Regions from separate parts of the Mus musculus genome. Here all the other regions are linked to region 3. Evidence: chromatin loops called from intact Hi-C (ENCODE). Cell type or tissue: gastrocnemius. All regions are shown on one strand.

What was found. Peaks named below come from ENCODE experiments on the same cell type or tissue, not always from the same donor. Only the 100,000 strongest peaks of a DNase experiment are listed, where the experiment ranks them.
Region 1: it touches region 3 in a loop (5-fold over the local background); 4 of 42 quality-filtered maps call a loop at or near these places.
Region 2: it touches region 3 in a loop (12-fold over the local background); 2 of 42 quality-filtered maps call a loop at or near these places.

Annotation. Positions count from the first base shown.
Region 1 is chr9:59,185,015-59,193,014 of GRCm38, forward strand. It overlaps Gm33053 (a long non-coding RNA gene), which reads right to left. Exons shown (of 4, transcript XR_379496.3): 4 at 6,187-6,531. Among named protein-coding and RNA genes, the nearest start is that of Gm33053, 46 kb to the right of the region's middle. In gastrocnemius, no CTCF peak of the experiment used is centred here; DNase peaks (open chromatin) are centred at 4,267 and 4,906; H3K4me3 peaks cover 1,057 bases; H3K27ac peaks cover 2,153 bases.
Region 2 is chr9:59,215,239-59,223,238 of GRCm38, forward strand. The region is part of intron 3 of Gm33053 (a long non-coding RNA gene); the gene reads right to left. Among named protein-coding and RNA genes, the nearest start is that of Gm33053, 16 kb to the right of the region's middle. In gastrocnemius, no CTCF peak of the experiment used is centred here; a DNase peak (open chromatin) is centred at 7,539; H3K27ac peaks cover 2,072 bases.
Region 3 is chr9:59,130,231-59,138,230 of GRCm38, forward strand. No RefSeq gene overlaps it. Among named protein-coding and RNA genes, the nearest start is that of Neo1, 98 kb to the left of the region's middle. In gastrocnemius, no CTCF peak of the experiment used is centred here; DNase peaks (open chromatin) are centred at 3,660 and 4,142; H3K4me3 peaks cover 1,942 bases; H3K27ac peaks cover 2,392 bases.

The sequences.
Region 1 (8,000 bases), 55 kb after region 3:
TGCTGCAATTCCAGCAGGATTTAATGCCTTGGGCACCATGCTAGTTCCTGGCCCATTATCCATCTCCCTAGAGCTCTGTACCAAGTGGCCACTTGTCCCTGCATCCAAATTCCATCTATCTCTATGCATAAGCACACATGTCCTTCCTGCTGGTAGGAATCTCCTATGGAGGAGCATTAAGTCTGCATTGTTTAAAAGCCGAATTGTATTAGTACTAGGTGGGCTTGTGTATGCCTAACAATACTACACAGAGCCTCTGTCTAACCTATGTACCTAATATGAATTTGCTTAAAGTTCCCAGATACTGAAAACATACATTCTAAAAACATGTTGTTAAATTTTATATAGAATAAAATTATCTTATCTTCATAAGTATATTTGGATGTTTGATTCTTCCTAATTGACTTATTTTTAAAAAATATATGGAGGATGGTGAGGCACTGGGACATGATCCAGTGGTTAAAAGCATATGTTTCTCTTGCAAAGGAGTCAAGATTGATTCCCAACACCCATGCAGGGCAGCTCACACCCATGTAGGGCAGCTCACACCCATGCAGGGCAGCTCACACCCATGTAGGGCAGCTCACACCCATGTAGGGCAGCTTACACCCATGTAGGGCAGCTCACACCCATGTAGGGCAGCTCACACCCATGTAGGGCAGCTCACACCCATGTAGGACAGCTCACACCCATATAGGGAAGCTCACACCCATGTAGGGCAGCTCACACCCATGTAGGGCAGCTCACACCCATGTAGGGCAGCTCACACCCATGTAAGGCAGCTCACACTCATGTAGGGCAACTCACAACCACCAGTGACTGCCACTCTGACCTGGCAACTCTGACCTCCACAGACAATCTGCACTTCTGTGCACACACCCACATATAAATCACACATGTGCAAACAATAAAAATTATGTGCATATATATACATATATACATAATGCACATGAGTGTGTGTGTGTGTGTGTGTGTGTGTGTGTGTGTGTGTGTGTCTCAAATCATCTGTAACTCCAATTCTTTGGTCCCTGTGGGCACCAGGCACATATGTGGTACACATACATACATATATACAATCACTCATATGCCTAAATAAAAATAAGAAAATCTTACAATATATGAATTATTATGTAGCTTTGCTGCTGTTTCCCTTTAATTTGCATGTCTATACGTTATTTTTAAGTTTATTGCATATTGCCTGGCAGTTTCTAATAAAATCCTATCGGACAAGGAGAAACAAGTGTGTTTTTATACAAAGGTTTCTGTAACAAGAACAAACAAAGAGGAGACATCCAGTTTTATTCTTAACAACCAAACATTAGAAAGGAAGCAAATGTCTGTCAGCAAGTGAGTGGACCAACACACTGGTCCATCTTCACACTATGAGCTGTCCACTGGATAGTAGAATGGAACTCACCGCTGATACCACCAGCAGCGTGAGCTAATCTCCCATTACACCAAGTTAAAAAAAGCCAGGGAACGCATACATCTGGTTCCAGTTATGGGGAGTTCAAAGGCAGTGGCAAATTAAAGCTCAGTGAACAAATTAGTACAGTTCTCACCCAGGGGGGTGAAGAACCCATAGGGAACTGGCTGAAGTTGGGCATATTCTGCTTCATGATCCAGGATGTGGCCAGTGTACAGACGAGCATACACACACTGGAACACACACACACCAGAGCACACACACAGAGCATACACACACACACACCGGAGCACACACACACCAGAGCATGCACACACACACCGGAGCACGCACACAGCTGCTCCTCTGAAGACCTGTTCATCTTTACTAATGTAAATGACTGGAAGTGATTATTATGCACATGTATAAGTGCACACACACATGTCCATACATGTGTGTAGCCCAGAAGATGATCTCAGGTGCTATCTACTTTTTTTTTCTTTTTCTTTTTGAGACAAGATCTCCCAGTAGCTTGGAGTTCATGAGGCTAGGCTTTCTGACCAACAAGCCCCAGGGCTCTTCCTGCCTCTGTCTCCCAAACACCAGAATTTCAAAGTGTGAAGCCCCAAGTCTGGGTTTTTTTTTTTAAACATGAATTCCAGAGATCAAATTCACATTCCCATACTTGCAAGACAAACATTTGCCTGGCCAAGCAATCTCCTGCTCCAGCTCGTCATTTAAAAGACTTTATTTCATCATGCATCCACTCAAAACCACACACATACTTACACACACAAACACACACACTCACATACACACAGACACTCAGACACATACACACTCACACACAAACATACACACATACACACAAAGACACACTCACACACAAATACACACACACACACTCACACACACTCACATACACATAGACACTCAGACACATACACACTCACACACACACATACACACATACACACAAAGACACACTCACACACAAATACACACACACACACACTCACACACACTCCAAATGAGCATATTTCCACTCTGGTTTGCAATTCAGTTCCACATATTTCTTTGGCACAATGCAGTTTTATGGCTCCTTGGTTTAGGTGTTTGGGTTGTACCTGTTCAGAAAGTTCGGTAAGTTCTGTTGGCAGATTCACACACAGTCAGGAAGCTACAACTCGCTGCTCCCGGACACCATGTCCTGAATTCTCACCATTGTGGATGTTTATATCTGGATATATATTTATATCTGGATGTTTATGTTAAGCCAAATGCAATCTTCTCCAGGTTTTTCTGTCTTCAGAGCCTCCACTTACATCCTCTGCCAATCATGGAGACTGGCAGGCACCACCCAGGAGCCTGTGCCCATGTCCCTGCTCACTTGGAGCAACCCCACCCTGCTGTGGGCACTCTGAGTAAACAGATTCTGCAAGTGGACAGAAAACATGGCTGCTGAAATCCCCCGTCCATCTCTCTAGTGACCTTCATCTGTTGCCTGCTTAATGTGAAGTCTACCTGGTGATCCATTCAGGTCACCCTCCTCTCTTCAGGATGAGACTTTGTGTAAGCAACAGCCCATTTCCCAGTCCTCCTTCTTAGCCAATGCAACCCACATGTGAGGACAACCAGACTGGCTGTCCTGGGGAAGTTCACTTGGGTCCTGATCAACACAAACTCACTGCGACTAAGGGAAGCATACAGAAGAAGCCCCACCTGAAGCTGAGACCTCCAGCTCTGGTCACAAGCATCCTTTCCCTGCTTAGCAGAAGGGGTGGTCTTAGAAGATGATGTCTGCTCTTGAGACAGGTAGGCTGAATCACGAGGCTCTTTTCTGTAACAGAGGAGAATGAGTATCACTCACTAGTCCCTTGGTTAGAGACCTTTTGTTAAGGAATTCTATTTGCTCCTTTGCTCCTTGCTTTTAAGAGAGCCGCATTTCTTTGGGCACCAAGTCAGGCAAAGAAAGTTACAGACAGATTGCAAGCAGCCCATAGCGGCTGTCATGGGAAGAGGGATGAGAGGAGTCTGGGTGCTTTGTCCTTTTTAAGGAGAGCTATTCCGCTCCGGAGGAGAAAGCGAAACAGTGTGGCTAATGCTTTTAGTCATTTATTTTACTTCATTTTTTTTATTTTTTCATGCTAAATTTGGTAGCAAGCAAAGCTCTGGCCAGTCTCTTGGGGCTCACCCTGGCTCCAGGGAAGATAGTCTAAGTCTGGCAGGCCCTGAAATATGTCTGTAGCATTTGAGCAAATACCACAATGTTCTGGATAAGGGAGATGGTCTGTCACAACCATTAGAAATGCAGGCTTTGCAGACAGACCAACTGAAGGCTCCATTCTAGCAGGCCATTCTATGGAGCAGGTTTCCTCTGCCATAACTGTAGATAAAAATTCCTCTCACTGTCGTGAAGATTAAATTGGACAGTATGTGCAAAGAGACCCTTTGTTATTGTTACATTGTAAATAAAATTCACATCTTCCACAAACTCTTGTATGAAGGCAGCAGAGCTTATAGGGTAAAGACAGTGTCTCAGGATTGGCACCTGGTGACAACCAGGGACCCTAACTGAAGGATGCCGAGCCACCTGAGCCTGGCCAAAAAGACCTGAAACCTAGAACAACTCCAGGAGAGGGGTAAGGACTAGTTTTCTCCAGTAGACCACAGCAGCCCTTTGGGGGTTATAATACTATTCCTGGGATTCTGTCCACTGAGAGAGGCCATCTCAGGTCACAAGCACACTTCTGCTGGGTGTAATAGAGTTTGTTTGCTTGTGGTAAGGCCAGGAAGCGCCAAGGCGGGTAGCAGAGAGGCTGGCTGCCTTGGCTGGGAAGCCAAATGCTTGGCCAGTTGGGATGTTTCCAGAGAGTGAACTGGCCTGTCTTGGCTCTGTAGCCTCTGCTGCTGCCTACAGAACACCCCCCTGCAGCCAGCTGATTTTCTCATCGCTAGACTTCTAAATAGCGTGATTTATGACCACGCTCATCGGTGCTGGCCCCTGGGTGTACACACTTTCACTTCCAGCCGAGGAAGTGAATAATGAATTAATCACCCTGCCTCAGGTTCAATACGGAGCCGAGTGTTTGCAGATCTTTATTGTAGTGCACAAGCCAAGTCGATCTGCTCAATTTACACTCTTAATTCATTGGAGTTTGTGCAGTTCTGCCTGATTCTGGGAAGCTACAACCTCGTGGCTGCTTGGTCTCAGTGGTAGCCATCTTCTCCCTCCCAGCAGCCTCTCCTCATTGTCAAAGGCCTCTGGGTACTCAGAGAAGCCACAACAATTTCTTTAAGGCTGTACCATCCTAAATAGTATTTGGTAAGGCATTTCTCAGCATCCAAAGAGATGGGTGAAGGGTGTCATAATTTCCATTGCTGCAAAGAGACACTATGACTAAGGCAACTCTTATAAAGAAAACATTTAATTGGGGCTGGCTTACAACTGCAGAGGTTCAGTCCATTATCATCCTGGCAGGAAGCAAGGCAGTGTGCAGGCAGACATGGTGCTGGAGGAGCCAAGAGTTGTACATCTTGGTCCAAAGGCAGCCAGGAAAATACTATCTTCCACAGGCAGCCAGTAGGAGTGTCTAGAATTATTCAGTGGGCAGAGATTGAGCATAGAGACCTCAAAGTCCACCCCACAGTGACACACTTCATCCAACAAAGCCACACCTTCTAATAGTGTTCCTCCTCATGGGCCAAACATTCAAACACATGAGTCTATGGGGGCCAAATCTTTTCAAACCACCACAAAGGGCAACCCAGAAAGACATCTGTCATCAATTTCAGGCTTCACACACACACTTGCACACACACAAACACACACACACACACACACACACACACACACACACCCCAAAAGAAAAATTGAAAAACAAAGAAAATATTTGTTGAATGAACTGTCCTGGTTCTTACCAACACAATCGTCCATAAGAATTAATGGTGTGCAGTCATGGTTGCAGCAGGTCTCCTGTTCCCTTGTCTTAGTACTGTGGAACTTTGGGAGGAGTTTTTCCTAAGTCCCGGAGCTCATACAATCTGATTAATGAGATAGGGCTGACTGTTTTTCAAGTCATAGGAGCAGTAAGAGGCGAACATGGCCATTCCTAGCTTTGACCATTTTTCTTTACCTCCCAGACACCAAAGGCAGAATCAGATGCCTTTTACCACGTGCATGGAAAAGCAGGTAGACCTGGGACTCCCTGTGGAGCAGGCTAGCCCGGCGTCATCCTGATGGACTTGGAGGAGGGACATTCAGGCTGAGGACACCTTCTCCCTGACTGAGCTAGCTGAGATGCTCACCCCTACCCCATCTCATGTATCCTGTCTGGAACAGAAAGGAGGGGCAATACGAACAATGTAACTTCCGCCCTGTAGCATTTGGCTCCCGTAGGAACAGCTAGAGATGGGAGCAATTCTGACAGCAATGCAGGCTGGAAACTGGCAACTTCATGACCTCCATAATAGAAGATCCAGGAATTACAGCTTATGGGACTCAGCTGGACCTGGGTAAACTATGCATGTTCTTCTATGGTCCACCTGAAACCAAACAGACTGCAGAGTAGGACCTATTAAGATTGAGGAATTATAAAGTAAACTACTATTTACTGGAGGAACCTGAAAAACATTAGAATATCACATTACAGCCTTAGCTGGGAAACGTAAGGGAAACATGAGCTTTAAAACTGAGCAGAGAGCTATAAGCAAAATGCACCTTAAGAAACAAAACAAAACAAAAAATAAGCAAAGATCTGTGTTAAAATTCACATTGGCAACAGTAAAGAAAACTAACCTTCAGAATCCAAAATAGTGAGAAACTTTTCAGAAAACAAGGCAGGTAAGAGGGTGATGAAGACTGTCAGAGGATGGAAACAGAAAACTAGGGATTGCTTTTAAGTCGTCTAGGAAAACCAGAATGTTTGGACAAGGATTACAGAAGATGCATGCAAGAAAATTCCGCCAGTGGTTGACAAGTCTGGAGTATGCATCCTGAGAAGTTTTATTATGCTCCAAAGGCAACAGGATCCAAAGGCATCCGTATCCCCGCACATCCTCAGCTCCTGAGTCCTGACTGGTGAAGAGTCAGCCTTGAAGCATAGAGGCATACGAGCTCAGGCAATCTACAAAGAGGAAAAGTAGGCATGGCTCATTTGTGACTCAATAACACTACATCTGAGGAGAAAGGAGATTGGTGACTGAAGATCATTTCATTTGGAGCTGTTTTGGTTACTGTGCTATTGCTGTGAAGAGACACCATAGCCAAAGCAACTTATAAAAGAAAGCATTTAATTAGGGGGCTTGCTTATGGCCATCATGGTGGGGGACATGGTAGCAAGCAGGCAAGCATGGCACTGGATAGGTAGCTGGGAGCTTACATCTGATCCACAAGTTAAAGGCAGAAAGAGAGGTGGGGGCTGGGCTTGGCATGGGTACATCACCTGCAGTGATGCAACTCTTCTAATAGGGCCACACCTCTTAATCCTTCTCAGAACAGTTCCATCAACTAGGGACCAAACATCTAAATATATAAGTCTATGGGGGCCATTCTCATTCAAATCACCACTGTCAGCAAAGTGCTTGAAATCAAAGACAGGCAGATGCCTGAGGCTGGTTGGACAGCAAGACCAACCCACGAGGTGAGTTTCAGGCCAATGAGAGACTCTTTTTCAAGAAAAAGGTGGACAGCTCCTGAGGAACAATACCTGAGTTTGGCCTCTGGACTCTGCAGATACACACACACACACACACACACACACTGTACATACATGTATATAGTGACAAGTCTAGAATTTTGGTTTTTATAACAAAATATAGAAATACTATAAGAATGTGCTTTAGTTTTAATCCCAGGTGTGGTGATGTGAGGCTGCTTTGGACTGTCTGCAGCAGCTGACTATGATTTGCCTCGTGCTCTAGCAGAGGAATGGTTTATGCGAGCTGCAGGTAGTTCCTGTGATTGTGTGACATTTGAAATTCTGGGAAATTTCAGAGGGTATATAAATCCTAGAGCCCTGATAGGCATGGTTGGTGATCATTCAGGAGGTTGGTTGTGGCTTGTTAGTAGTTATGCTCAAAGAAGAAACAAAAAGAAAAAAAAGGGATGTGTGTGTGTGTTTGTGTATCTCCCCTCCATCCTTATTTCTCTTCTATCTAGATATAGGGGGGAAAGCCAGAGGGATATAAAGGGTGGGGAGAAAGAAGAACCCACATAGCAGCAAAGAGCAGCTACATATGTACACACACATAAACACACACACCATCATTCTATGTGGCTACTGCAATTTCTATGTACTAAATTCCATAAAAAGATACATGCTCTTAGACATGCATGCTACCCATACCTCTTCTTTATACACCCCTTTTTTAGAAATGTCTTACAGACTACACTCCTGCATATTACAAGAAGAACAAGCCAAGACCTCATCCACATATCAAGGAAGTCAGTTTGGCCATGTTTCCAAGACTAAACCTAATCCTAGTAATCACTGTTGTTTACCTGAGTGAGTAAAAAACGTATGCACGCACGCGCACACGCGCGCGCGCGCGCGCGCACACACACACACACACACACACACACACACATATACAC
Region 2 (8,000 bases), 85 kb after region 3:
AATGGTATCAGCAAAACCAACAGATAACATCATACTTACTGGTGAAAAATAGAATAGATTACTTTAAAAACCAGAAGGAAAAAACCCTAGGTTGTCCTTTCGCTCCGTGCTTCTCTCTTTGCACTAAAGATATAAAAAGATATTTAAAAGAAATAAATGACTCGCAGATTGCAAGGAAAAAAATAAAACTGTCTTTCTTTGCTGTGGACTTACTGTGCTTTTAGAAAGTCATACGTAATCTACAAAAGCTACTACAAAAAGCAAATTAATTTAGTGACAAAATTCAACCATTGTTGTGAGGAACATTAGCAATAAAGAATCTGAAGCTTAAAAACCCAAATACCCTTCCCAATAGCATCACCAGACCCAAAGACAGCTGGTGAATGATCTTTTGGGTTTGGGGAGTCTGTTTTGTTTTGTTTTTAATGTGCAGGGGCGGGAGAGATGGCCCAACAGTTAAGAGCATTGGCTGCTCTTTCAAAGAACACAGGTTTGACTCCCAGTACTCACGTGGCAGCTCACAGCCATCTGTAACTCTAGTCCCAGGAGATCCACCACCCTCTTCTTGCCTCCTCGGGTACCAGGCACACACATAGTATACATGCACATATGCAGCCAAAATACCCATACACATAAAACATTTTTGCCATCTGAGTGCTGGGATTAAAGGCATGAGTTACCACATCTAGAATCACATAAAAAATTTTAAATGTTTAAGGACTGTACATTGGAAATTATAAAATGTTGATAAGAGCAATTAAACATTGCCTAAGTAGATGTTCATACTATGCTCGTGGTCTTAGTAATTTAACATTGTAAGGATAGCCTTTCTCCCCAATGGGCGAAGCACAAATCTAAAAGGACTTTTCATAGAGTTGGTGTATTTACAAAAAAATTCTATGCACCTAAAATAAAGGAAATAGAATAACTAAAACAACTTTTAAGAGGAAGAAGAGAATTGGAGGATACACCTATCTACTTGAGTCTTCTAGAACTACAGAGGAGCTGGGAAGGTAGCTGATAGGGTTTCATCACGCTACCAACACAAATGTGAGGACCAGGTTTCGGATCCTCTGTGCCTTGTAAAAGCTAAGTTGGCATGGCAGTGAGAAGGAGTCGAACAGGGGAGGAGATAGGGAACTCCTACAGTAAGCTGGTTAGCTCACTAAAACAATGAGCTCTGATGCGATGGCTAAAGTTAACCTGTTAGCCCCATCTGCCCAAAGATAGATAACTTCCTGGAATGCTGGGGTCTGTTATTCATGTAAGCTAACAAGCCATGTGTTCTCACTTCAGTAAACAAGGTTGGTTGTCCCAACCACAGAGGATATGCTTGATCACACACAGTTGGGAGATATAGGCAGGAAATATGCCAGGATGTATTCTTGCCCCAAGTTGAACTAAGGTGGTAAGTACATAACCTTGTAGGTTTTGCCTTGTGAGTTACCTGACTAAACTAATTCAGCACACCATTCTCTAGGAATTCCTAGTATACCTGGCCAATGCCCATCATCCTGGACAGACCATCGTGGATTTGATCTTTCTCCTCAAAATGTTCAGGTTTCACAAGAGAGAGACCATGCCTCACACTGCCTCAATACATAAAGAAGAGAGCAATCTAGGAAGACACCTGACATCATCCTCAGACCTACACACACACGCACACACACATGCATGCTCATATACACACTTGCACACATACATCCATATACCTTCACTCACACACAACATATGCAAAAGCAACAAAAAAAATGTTAAATGTGCTAATGGCATAACAATATACAAACAGAAGGAAACAAGGTCAATAGAGTGATAATGTCAGTAGAGTAATAGGAAAGATACCTAGGGTAGCATGACTCATGCCTATAGTCCCAGCACTGTGGAGCCTAAAGAAGGAGGATCACTCCGAGTTCAAGGCCATCCTGGACTATAGAATGAGATCCTGTCTCAAAACAGCAATACCTAAAGATACAAAGATAACCTTGTGTAGAAATGGTAGCCTTGTAATTATCTGTTGCTCAAGTACTCAAAACAACAACAAAACCACTTCGGTACTTACCCTGAGTTACCTACAAGAAAGCACTTAACTCAAACAGGCCACAAAGCTGGCTTGAGTATAAAGCTATAGAACTTCCAGAATAAAATCCAGGAAAAAAAAATCTATGGGGCTGGAGAGATGGCTTAGAGTTTAAGACCACTGACTATTCTTCCAGAGGTCCTGAGTTCAATTCCCAGCAACCACATGGTGGCTCACAAACATCTGTAATGGGATCTGATGCCCTCTTCTAGTGTGTCGGAAGACAGCTACAGCAACAGTGTATTCACACATATAAAATAAATAAATCTTTTTTTAAAAAAATCTTTGTACGCTCATTAAGGCCAAGTTGATTCCTTACATCAACACAAATATTGAAATCAGCAAAATGATAACGCTTGATAAATTGGACATCACCAAAATTAGGAACTTCTGTTCTTTGGTAGAATTGTAACAAGACCAAAAAGACATGCCATAGACACACAGACAACATTTTCAAGGCAAGATACCTAATCAGAACTTATATCTTCAATATACAACAACCTCTGAGGGCTTATTAACCTCAGAAAGCATACAGCTTGCTTTGGTGGTTTTGTTGTAGTTCCTGAAACAGTCTTAATGTGTACCTCAAACTGATCTAGAACTCCTCAACGTCCTGCCTCAGTCTCCCAAGGGATGTGCCATGTAGCACCACGTCTACCTCAATTTTTAAAGTAGGCACAAGATTTTAAAGATGATTCATTAAAGAGTATATTTAGATGACACAAGAAAACATGTTCAGGGTCATTAACTATCAAGGAAATACAAAATCAGACCATTGCATCCCACTGAAGTATAAAATAACAGGCAAGTCATAACAAGTGTTAGCAGGGCTGGTGGGGCCTGGATATTGACAAAGCAACCGGGCAGTTTCTTCAGGCATTAAACTTACACCTACCTTCTGCTCCCGAATCTTTGTTCAAAAGAAGTGAAAGTTTATGTTCACAGTGATAAAGGGGGTATTTATTTGCAGCTGGATTCAAACTATCTCAAACCAGAAACAGCCCAGGCAGTTGAAGGGGTAAGCAAACTGTGATACATCTTTGCAACAGAATTAATTCCAAACAGTAAGGAAAAAAGGGCCACTGATAGACAGACACATCAACATGGGTAAATCTCAAAATCACTGGGCTAACTAAAAGAAGCCAGATTTCCCCACATGCATGTTGTATGGCTGAACTTAATAAAACTCTATAAATATAAACGAATTTGTAATGAGAAAAAGAAATCACTAGGAACAGAGGCGTCAGGCAGGGGGAGGAGGGAAGGGGAGTCACAAAGGAAAGCTGGGGTATGATGGGTCTTTCTGTTATTTTGATGGTAGTGACAATTTCCTGAGTGTGTGCATATGCCAAGATACACCAAACTTTAATACGCAATGTACTGTCTGACAGTTATATTTCAATAAAACAGAAACAGACAGACAAGAGGTAGACGTGGAAAGGCAAAAATGTTTGGGGAATGTAACTGGAGACTAGTTAGAGAGTTAGGACCCTCCAACATGAAGGACATCATTCGTAATAACAAATAATAATGGCTATCCTTAAAACTCATGGTTACCTCTTCTTAGTATTCTATCATTTCCCATTAAGGAAAACAAAACTCAGAGAAGCTAAACCACTTTCTCAAGGTCGTGAGCTAGTAAATGGTAGAATGGAGTTGTGATCCTTGCACAGTCTAATCACATGGAGCCCTGGCTTTCCTGCAGCTTTGGGGAGGTGCTGATGCAAGGCCAGTTGTAAAGATTCCCCGAACACTCCCCTGACACTCCCCATTCCCCCAACACACACTCTCGCCTCCGCAGGTCCTTCCCCTTTCCATTTCTGCTACCAACACTCTTAAGGTCAGGCAGGAAAAGCCATCACCAAGCTTAGGCTCCGGAAGTCTTGCTCTCATGGAGTCCAAGGGGCTTCAAGCCAGAACCCTAAGAGACATCTGAGAATGTGTAGACAGACATTGTCGGGAAAAGTGACTCATGCGAGCATGCTTGGGATATATGCAGGTTCAGTTGCTTCTCCATATCGTAAGGGGAAGGGAGGACTACGTGGTCTAGTCATGACAGGTGCTCTGGGGTATATCACTAGGCCAGAAATGCCTGGAAGAACCAGGACACAGGGAAGCCACCAGGGCACGTCACCAGGAGAACATGACACCTTATAGGGGTTAAGGGTTTCATCAGGTCAGTGTGGCTGGTACAATCCTGCTCTCTCTGTAGCAGCTGTCCCCACACTGAGAGCAGAATGTTACATATCACTCCATGGCCACCAGACAGGGCCCAGCCATTTCTAGCCAGAACCCTATGACTCCTCTTGAGACATTTCACTCCCAGAAGAGGGGTAGGGTTGGGAGGGTGCCATCACTTCCACAGAGTAGAATTATATTCAGGCCTTTGTGACCACTGCACCACCTCCTCTTCTGCTGCCAATGGCAGCTCTGGCCTGCACTTCACCAACTCCTTCAGGCTATCCTCTCTGGAACCTTTCCCAACAGGTTTCCAGTCAGTACCATAGGAATCACCACTCACCCAGGCTTAAACCCACATGTGCATTGTCTTACAATTCTAAGGTCAGAAGTCTGGAATTCTAAACATCCAGGTTGGCAGGGCTGCCTTCTTTTCCAGAAACTCTTAAGAACAAGACCACTTCCTGGCCTTTCTAAGCTTCTAGTGTAGCCTTCATCCCTTCCTTTCCAATCCAGTTGGAAGCTCTTTCTCATCTATCCATCCCTTTCTTTTCCAAAATCCCTTGTGGTTACTTAGAATGCACCTGGGAAATCCATGATAATTTCTCTGTTTTAAAGTTAGCTGCTTAGCAACTTTAATTCTGCCTGTAAAACTCATTCCTCATTACCACTGACTCTAACACAGTCTCACATTCCAGAGGTTAGGATTGGATATCTATGGAGAGGCAACGAAAAATGGATCTTCCTACCACAGATCTGCATCCAAGAACCATCTAGCTGCGAATGAAAAGAATCACATGAAGCTGGAGAGATGGCTCAGCAGTTAAGAGAACTTACTGCTCTTCCAGAGATTCAGGTTAGGTTCCCAGAATCCACATAGCTGATCACAACCATTGGTAACTGCAACTCTAGGGGGTGAGATACCCTCCTTCTGGCCCCCACACACAACCCAGCACATATGCAGTTCACATACATACAGGCAGGCAAAACACCCACACACATAAAATGTTTTATGAAAATGTTTTTAAAGACTCAGACAAGTCTTACATTCTCAAGAAGCTCCTTTTTCAATGCATGTGTGCACGTGCTGATAGGACTAGTTTAACTATCCAGCTTTCTCAGGGGATCCCCTGTCTCTACCTTCTGAGCCCTGAAATTACAGCCAGTCCATCATGCCCTCTAGATGACATTGACATGGGTACAAGGGATCCAAACTCTGGTCATCACAAGAAAATGCTTTACCCAGGAAGCCCCAGCCTGACTCAGTCTTTAATGGGACTTTCACCAATGGTTCTAATTCTCTCTTCAGAATTCCTGGGGCATTTAAAAGAAGTGTCCCAGCATAACCAAATGATAGTCTTATGATGGCTATTGATTGTGATTGTTGGTTCTCTAGACTGTGAATTTCTTGATGTTCATAACTGTTTTGTTATTGATGGTAGACAGGTGGTAAGACTAGGTAGGAAGACAGTAAAGGGGTGGGTGGATAGATAGATAGATAGATAGATAGATAGATAGATAGATAGATAGATAGATAGATAGATAGATAGATAATGGGAAGATTTTTGGTTCCTTTAGCCATGAAAGATACTAGTGCCCACTTTTTTATCTGTTCTCTCTCTCTCTCTCTCTCTCTCTCTCTCTCTCTCTGTGTGTGTGTGTGTGTGTGTGTGTGTGTGTGTCCATGTGTGTGTGCGTGTGTGTGTGCGTGTGTGTGTGTTTGTGTGTGTACACATATGAGGTACATTCACGTGTGTACATACGCACATGCACAGGTGGAGGCCAGAGAGAATTCCATTACTCTCTATCCCTCCACCTTCTTCTATTAAGACAAGGTCTCTCACTGGATCTGGAGTTAGGCTGACAATTAGCAAGCCTTAGGGATCCTCCCTGACAGTAATGGGCTTAAAGATGTGTGCATGGCCACACCCAGCTTTTTACATGGGTTTGGGGGATTGGAACTCAAGTCTTCATGCTTGCTCAGTGACTAAGAATCCTTTTTTACTTACACACTGAGCAATCGCCCCAACTCACAGGGCCCACTTTTGTCCCCATCACAGATAAGCATACACAGACATGGGTTATAATACGCAGGGCACAGGTATCTAGGGACACACAGACTGGAGCCCGTGTAAGGATTCACCACTGATCATTCTAAAACTCTCTCAACCTCGCTATTCAAATAAGACTCTAGCTCCACCTGGCTCTCTGGCCAGCCAGTGCCTGTAAGTACACTGACGTCAGCATGAGCCTTTGAGTGTGAGCCTTTTGACTGTGAGCCTGCGACTCCTGTTCTGTGGCCTGAAGCAGCAGACCCCACAGAGTTCACAAGCAATGGTCAACAGCTAAGCCTGGTGCCAAGGACTTGCCTATGGGAAGCATAGTTTGAGAGATAATGTATCCAGAAGTGTCCAGCCTGCTGCCTATGGGCTGTATTGTCCCAGGACAGTTAGAAATGCAGTCCATCACTGTAATGATGTAGTGTCAAAAGGCTGGACACAACACACTGGCAGACAACTAAGTTCTTCAATTGCCCCGTGTTGTTCCGTTTATTCCCAAGGAAGGCTCTTGGGTCCTGGTGGAAGAGGTCCAGTTTCCCCATATTGTGCCCACTGAAAACAGGGCAGATGCGAATCTGGGAAGACAAAAGGCAGATCTGCAGACACAGATATTCTTGGGCCATCCATCAGAGACTCCAGCTCTAGACTGAACAGTTTCATCACACACGCAGCAAGGCAGGTACCCCTGGGTGGGGTTACTGAAAGACCAGAAAGCAGTTTTGGCTCTCAGGCAGCACCTGCTGTCCCGCCATGGGATGGTTTTTATCATCAACTTGACAGGATGTAAAATCACCATGGAGACAAACCTCTGAGCATGTCGGCAAGGTATTTTCTAGATTAGATTAGCTAAGGAGGGAGGACCCACTCTGAACATGGGCTGGCATCCCAGGCTGAATAAAAATGCATCACCGAGTGGAGCACCAGCATTTTTGTCTGTTTCCCCGCCTCACACTCAATTCTCTCCACTGAGTCCTGCTCCCATCACTATCCCTTCCCGGGTATGGTGGACTGCACCCTCAAACCGTGAGCCAGGAATTTTGTCATAGCAAAGGAAAGGGAAAGGACACTGGCACCGCCAGGAAACCAGCATAGCTTAGAAGTTTCTAGCCATAAGCAAAAACGTCTCCCCTTGGCAGTTAAGCCTTGGCTGTGCTTTAGAAATGAGTTCCAGAGAAAGGTTCCATGTGTCAGCCACGTGAGGCTTCTCTCCAAAGCCTTGGTAAGCCGGAACTAAGCAAATGGGGAAAGGGCATTCCCTACTGGCCAGGGGCAGCTGACTCCTACTGGCCAGCCAGTGCTAGCTTGGAAGAGTTTGCTCCTCCTGCATTCTGCTGTGTTGGCCAGACCAGACCTGTAGCCCACAGAGGAGAGAGGCTGAGTGACTGGAGCTGAAGACCTGGGGGTACTTGAGGAACAATTCCTGCATTCCCATCCCCATTATTACTGCTCTAATATAATGTTGAGCCCCTCCCTCTGATAAGATACCTGGACAGTTTAGAACTCTAGCCTCAGAGAGCTGGGCAGGATGTGATGTCTGTGAGGATGAGTTTGTTCAGAGAACTGGGCAGGGGTGGCTTGCAAGTGAGGCGGTGCTCTTATCTGACAGGGTTTACGGGGCACGTCTGCCCAAATGGTCGTGTGAAGTAGTACCAACAGAGAGATACAAGGGGCCCCTTGAGGGTGTG
Region 3 (8,000 bases):
GGCTTCTCTATGAAAGATTATATGCCTTCTTCATCTTCAGGGCGGAGACGAGGGCCCTTCACAATAAGAATGGAGCTTGTTAACCATCAGGAAGGCTCTGGAACTGTGCATTTACAGTACAAACACCGTATATGGCGAGAAGGTCTATTTCTGAATGAAGAAACTTTTCTGAATTGCTCAAACTAATCTGTATCTTTCTCCTGCTAAGTATGGGCTCTATAAACACTTAAGCAAAGACAATATATTGGCCAGTGAGTGGCTTCTGAAAGGTATTTGGGGAATAAAGAAGACAGATGGCTAAGGAGAAAAGGAAGTTCCTTTTACATTGAGGTGTGAAAGACACTGGCTACAACTCATTGTTATATTCTGGCCGTGTGGCCCGAGATCTCCAAAGAATGAGTGGCCTAGGGAAAGAAATCACTCCTTCTAGAAGCTCCAAAATGAAGATGAATAGACTGTCAGTATCAATGAAGTAGTGGAAATGGTCCGTTCAGGCAGTGATGCTCAGTGGCTGCTGCCATCAGAAAAAGAAATGGGGACGGACCTTACATTCTCTGATACACTTCACTACCTGCCTCCAAATCCCTTAATCCACCAGAATAAAGAAAGCACAGGGGACAAAGAACTTAGTTAAACACTACCACAGCAATGCAGTCAGTGAAATTCTTAGTTTCAGTAATCCAATGGATTCAATCAATAAATAATCCACATGAAGAATATGCAAAACCACACACACAGTGCATAGCTCCTACCCAGATTCTGACTTGAGCAAATATAAACTGAGGTGTTAAGGAGATGTTGACACTGATGACCTATTTGGAAATGTTAAGAATTATTTTTCAGTATCATAATGGAATCATTATGTCCAAAATGGAATCTGCTTTTGGAGGCAGGCATAAATTAATCACAGACTAAATGGTAGTTGAGGTTTGTTTGACATTATCTAAGTCCCGAGCCTTGAGGCATGATGGTAAATGGGATGGGTATATAACTGAAACAGGACCAGCTGATCATTGTTTGGCCATGTTGGATGATGGGTAGGTGATGGAACATGGGCAACTGTGGCAGTTTAAGTGAGGGTGACTCCCATAGGCTCAGACGTTAGAGTGCTTGGTCCCCAGGTGGTGGTTCAGAAGTTCAGAAGATGCAGCCTGGCCAGAGGAGACATGCTGCTGGGGCGAGTTTTGGGAGTGAAGAGCCTTGCCTACTTCTAGTTTACTCTCTTTCTGCTTTCCATTCAAGATGGGAGCTCTTAGCTCCTGCCACTGACACCACTTGCTGCTGTGCTCCTCGACATTTTGGGGGAGGGGGGGCTCTTACCCTTGCAACTGTAAGCTGAAATAAACTCTTCCTCTCTAAGTTGCCTTGGTCATGGTGTTTTATCACAGCACCAGAGAGGTAACTAATACAGCATCATTTTTCTCTTCTCTCTTTTTGTGCATGTATTGCATGTGTGTGGATGTTAGTATGAGAGATATGTATGCACACGCGTATGTGGATATCAGTAGACAACTAGGGTACCATTCTTCATGAACTGGACCCATCCCCCCCCCCTTTTTGAAGCAGAGTTTCTCCCATAACCTAGGACTTGTCCAGTAAGCTAGTCTAGCTGAACTCCCCATACCTGGGATTACAAATGTGTGCCACCATGCTGAGTTTTTTTTAAAAAAAAAAAAACAAAAACAAAACAGCAAAACAGAAAAAAAAACAACAAAAAAACAACAACAACAAAAAAACGGGTTTGGGAGAGCAAACTCAGGTCCCCAGTCTTGCAAGGTGAGTGTTTTGTGATTTACTGACTAAAGCATAGTCTAAGTATTACTCTTCAGAATTGGAGGAGGAACTCAAGTTGGGCCAGGTATTAGTTGGCCAGTCCCTCAGTCTTTGCTCCATGCCCCTTGTCTACATTTCTTGTAAACAGGATAAATTTTGGGTTGAAAGTTTTGTAGGTTGGTTGGTGTTTCTATCTCTCCACTGGAGTTCCTACTTGGCTACAGGAGGTGGCCTCTTCAGGTTCCACATCCTCAAGGTAGTGAGTCATAGCTAAGGTCACCCCATTAATTCTTGGGCGCACTCCTTATCCCAGGTCTCTGTTTCACCCCCCTCCCACCGTCTGACCCCCATAAGTTGCAAATTTCCATTCACTTTTATGGCCATCTGGCCATCTCTCCTGTCCTTCCCCACAACAGGGGCTATCCCAAAAGCTGTTGCTTGCATGTGGAATATGTTCTAGCTGGGCTGCCTTGTGTGGCCTCAGTGGGAGAGGGAGCGCCAAGCCCCTCAGAGGAGAAGTGGACCGGGGATGGGGGAAGGATTGTGGGAGGGGGTGACTGGGAGGGGGCAGTGAGTGGAATGTAAAGTGAATAATTTTTAAAAATTAAATTAAAAAGAGAAGAAAGAGAGAGAGAGAGAGAGAGAGAGAGAGAAGAAGGAGGAGGAGGAGGAGGAGATGAAGGAATCAGGAAAGAAAAGAGATGGAAGGGAGCGGGAGTTGGGGGTTGGAGGGGAATCAGTTGGTAATGCAGTCAAACAGAGGAGACTGGCAGCTGGTTGGGTGTAAGGCTGTGAGTTGGTAAGAAGATTATGAAGCCAGACTCTGGAGTCTGTGGCTTTCTGTTCTGCCCAGGTACGTAAGGATACACAGAATTGGAAATTTCTTCTACCTTTTCTGAGATCTCATCCCAGTAGCATGATGGCTGAGTCTGTGTGAACAGTAAGAGCCTCTTCTTTTGATTCAACACAAGAAATCGCTACCTTCCCCTCTACAAGTTGCCCCACAGCTTTTCTCTTCCAGGTTGGGAGCATCTGAGTCTTCTGCGGCCAATGACAGAAACTCCCATCTCTGTTTTCTCAGAATGGTTGGTCAAAAGGCCAAAAAGATTCTCAATAGAGCTGAGGGCATCTCATGGGCCCACAATAAAATCTCTTTGAGATTCAGGGAGTTGAAAGATGGAAAAATCAAAATTTGAGACTGAATCAGCGGTTAGGCTGGCCCCTGGGATTTGTTTAAGTAAAGCCAATCCAAGAGAGATTTGATTTTTCCATCTGGCTCACTTTCTCCCAAAGCCCACAACCGGAACCATGGCACTTGAGACAGAGTTCAGCATAAAAGCTGCACCACCCATCTTCCAAGATGCTCCATCACTGATGTGCAGAGTCTGGTGTGGACTTATTTGCATATTGATTTATGCATTTTTCTCTCCATGGCAAGTTGACCTCTGCTGTTTTATTTACAAAGACACTAGGGTCACGCATGTGGAAGGTGAAGTCAGGAGAAGATCATCCTGCGATATGCTAAGCCACACAGATGAGCCCTGTCAGAAACAAGAGTAGGGAGGGGCTTCAGAAAGACAGCCTCGTGCCTGGCAGGTGCCTATGGTTCTCTATCTGGCCACCAAAAGGGCAGGCTTACAGGAGAGGAAGGACCAGAAGGAGGCGAGGAGGTGATGGGCAAGTAACAGCCTGGGAGGGGAAGCAGGGGGCTCTATAGGTAACCTGATCTTGGGCCTACCTGGCTGACACGGGGTCTCCTTGCTGCCATTCCAAAATGGTGTGGTATCCCCCTCTGCCAAGAGCCAGCTCCACCTGTTTCTAAGGTTTGCCCAATACAAGCTTTGCTGGCCCTAAAGATTGCCGCCCAGATCGAGTAGGGGCTGCTTAAAAGACAAAGGAGAGAAGAAAGCAAAGGCGAACACACAAGAAAGGGGCCTGGAAGGAATGGAGTTGGTGGAGGAAATCTGTCCCTTGGCAAAAGCCCCAGGCTGCATGAAGCCCTTCCAGCACTTTTTATAGATGACTTTTATCTTACTTATTTCCTAGCGAAGCTAAAAGCTGGAAAACTCCCTTCGTTCTGATGAGCATTCCCATCCCTGCGTGTCTCCTCTCTTCTTCCAGGGCTCATGAACACTTTTATTTCCAAAGGGAATTATTCACTTAAGCTGCAGATGACATCCTCATAGAAATCATAAGGAATTCTCACTAGCATGCATCGAGTGTAGGCGGGAGGTGCTGCTTCTTGCTGGGTGATTGGCCAAAGCACAGAAGCTGAGGGCGCCCGGGAACTTGGCTCTTAACTTCCTTTGCAGGGTGGAGGCTGGCTCGAAGGCTTCGATGTTTAGACAGTGTTCACATTTGTGTTTTCGTGGGATGGGCTTGAGGATTTTCGGGTAACAGACTGGTAGGAGACCGTCCATGGCAAGGCTGGGCAGCTTTCTGGGCAGGCTGTGTGTGTTCTCTTTGTGGCTTCAACTTCTAACTGAGGTCTGAAGTTGGATCCAGAGTCTGCCCATTTCTTAAAGGGACAGTCCACATGCAGTCCTCGTAGGACTATATGACTATCACAAGTGTCCTGGCTGCAAGCTCCCTCCTAAGGCTTCTAGGCCAAACCCCTCCTCCCACCAAAGGCTGCATTCTTGAACCTGCTGCCTCAGAGGTTTAAAGGAAAAGGAGCCAACCCAGTTAGGTCCGGGAAAAGTTCAAACTAATATGTCTTGGCAAACATAATGAAAAACACAGACAGTTGCTTTAAGAGAGGGACCCAGAACGAGGTCACGTTCTGCTGAGAGAGGCAGAGCAGCAATTAGATGGGAGCTTATGTTGCAGCCTGGCGGCAAAGGGGTCAGGGAGAGGGTAGGACAGTCTGCCTCTGATTTCAGGAAGAGAGCACCCTGCAGCCATGCTGGGCTCAGTGAGGGAGGGAGAGAAGCTGAGACTGGGAATGAAGAGGCAATAAGCTGGGCTGGATTTACGAGACCACATTAAAGAAGTGTGTGCTGTTTGGCTGGAGAGAGAACCAGGGTTTTATGCTAGTGGCTGGCCCAGACACATGTGAAAGGTGTAGTCAGTGGGAGGGAGGGAGCTATTTACACTGATTTGAGAATTTGGAATCAAGAGTTCTCACTGAAATGCTCAAAAAAAATTTTTTTTTTAATTTGAAAAAAAAAAAGAGAAAAAAAAGTAAGTTGTAAGAGTTATTCCACGAACCCTAGGAGTGAGCGCTCTCCCCAGGGAAGCATTGGGAAGTGTGTCCTAAGAACTTGTATGGTGGTGGAGATGGTCAAGTGTTTGTCTCAAAGGTGTGACAGCCTGAGTGTGGGTCCTCAGAACCAATGTAAAGAGCCAGGTGTGATGGCATGCACTGGTAATGCCGATGTTGGCAAGGTAGGGGGTGGAGTCAGGGAGATCACCTAGAGCTTAAGGGCCAGCTAGCCAGCCTATGGTGAAGTCCCAAGCCAATGAAAGTTTGTGTTTCAAACAACAGGTGCAACTACTGATGACATGCACTCCTCACACACACACACACACAGAGATAGAGAGAGAGAGAGAGAGAGAGAGAGAGAGAGAGAGAGAGAGAGAGAGATTATCACTGGGCCCATAAACCATATAACCAGGATCTGCTGAGATGCAATAACAACTTTTAGACTGAGGATCAGTCAACCTTATCCTTAAAAATCTGAGGATTCAGATGTGAGATTTGCACTGAGAATTCTGCACAGTGGTCCCAGTCTAGTGCACCCACCCCTTCCCAGGCTTATGCTAAAATAATTGTTCAGCTAGGGGACAGGGGAACTCCCTGCACAGCATTGCTTTAATTCTAACATTTAAAACAAGCTGCCATTTACCAATAACTTATTTTGAGCATCGCTTATTAAAGGGAAGAATGCTGCACACGTATCCTGTCTTCCACGAGGAGCTATATATCCCAGTTGATGAGAGAAAGCCCTTTGTTACACAAGCATATAAGCCAATAAATAAAGAAGGGGTGTGCGATTGGAAAATTAGCATTTTGCAACCCCTTGTGGGATAATTGATTCAGGTGAAGCTCATCTGTAGATGTTAAAATGTTGATGGTGAGCTATGAATTTACCAGGTATCAATTTTCACCTTACAGCCTATTTGCTAATGATAAAAGAGTAGAGGACTCACTCACTTTGCAATGAGGGATCAAGCCACCTCCACTTCAAGCTGATGATCAATCTTAGCATCACTGGGTTAGACCAACCTGACACGAATTCTCAGAGTGATTCAGTGTTCTGGCTACAGCGTCATCTACCATATCTTCTATGTGAAAAGATTTAACCTGAATAATACCACAACTTAAAACTAGCTTTCCTCTCGTAAGAGAGACAGGGGGGACAGAAGAATGCTAGGTGTCACCTAATTAACTAATCTATTCTTCAGCATCTTTAATAAGCCAGTGGTACATGCAACAGCAAAGTGCTGTTTCCACATGGGACTTAAAGCAGCCCATCCTCCACTCCGATTCTGACTCTGCTAGGAAGAGATAATCTGTAATAGGATGTTTGAGGAATAATTGAAGAACCCTGAATAAGTAGTTATATATGATACTGGGGAATTATTAATTTTGTTTGGTATGCTAATCATATTGTGGTTCTGAAGCAAGTGAGTTATTTTTAGATATGTACTGAAATGTATAAGAAAAAGGGTCATGATTTTTGTAATTTATTATAAAGTACTTGAATAGCAGCAAAATGGAAATCAATGACATAAAACTAAAACCAAGAAGTCACTGACCACAGGAAACAGTGGCAAAGTGTAGATTTTCCTTGTGTCTGCTACATGCTGGGCACATGGTAGAGAAATAATGGACACATGAGTCTTAGCCTCCTGAAGTGTTTGATAGAGTTTAGACAGTTTGGAGGAACAGACTGGGAAAATCCATGTTATAGTAACAAGTCTTTATTGAAGATTTCATACACATATGTAATGTGTCTTAATCAAATTCACCCATCTATCTCTTCCCTCCATTCCTTCTTTACCTCTGCCACTCCCTCTCCTCCTCCTCTTCCTCCTCCTCCTCCTCTTCCTCCTCCTCCTCCTCCTCCTCCTCCTCCTCCTCCTCCTTCTTCTCCACCATTAATCCACAGAGTCTATTTAATGCTGCCTCTATGTTCATGGGTATAGGACCACCTTCTTGGTCACCTGTGTCCTCTCACTGCCACATCCTCTGACATACCCAGCAGCTCTCAATTACCCATAACTTCTCAACTAGGGGCAGGACTTCCTGAGCCTCTCCCTCTTCCATGCTGGGAAGTGGGTTGGTCTGATCTCACGCAGGTCTTTTTCTTGTGGTCGAAGCTGTTGTGAGGTCATGCATATAGGGGACCTGTCATGTTCAGCAAATAATGTTTTGCCAGGAGGTCCACCACCTCTGCCTCTTACGATCTTTCTGGCTACCCATTTGTGGTGTTCACTCTTACTTAGCATTTATAGCTGGCCCTTCAGGATTATGTTGTTCTCATCAACAGAATTAACCAACCACAGCTAAAATTATGTTTTAAAAACTGACTGCACTGAGCCTGCACCAACTTCTTTCTTATCACTATTCCCTAAGGATTACACCAGAGCAATGAATTATAGAACACTGTATTGGGTATTATGGGATGAGGAGACACTGCATGAACATGGGAGGGTGAAGACAGGCTATATTTAAACACTACATTTTAAATAAGGGAGTTGGATATCCATGAGGAAATAGAACCCATCTCTCAGGGATGGAGAGGGTGCACCCAAACATGGCACAGTCAGATGGCTCAGTCGACAAAGCATGAGTTTGGATCCCAGCACCAGCGTAAAAGCTGATCATGGAGTTGAACATCTGTAACTCCAGCACTGGGTAGGGTTGGAGGATGGAGACAGGTGGGTCCCTACAGCTCGTTGGCTGGCAAGCCTCACCAATAAGCTCTGGGTTCAGTGAGAGACCCTGACTCAAAAATTAAAATGGAGCTGGGTGTTGTGGTACACATGGTTAACCCCAGGACCTGAGAGGCAGAGGCATGTAGATCTCTTTGAGTTCCAGACAGCCAGGTCTATATAGTACGTTCCCAGACAGCCAGGGCTTCATAGAGAGACCCTGTCTTGAAAAACAAACAATTAAAATGGAGAACAATCAAGGGAGATCCTCAAGGTAGTCCCCAGCTTCTACATACACAGACACACACACACACACACACACACACACACACACACACTACACACTA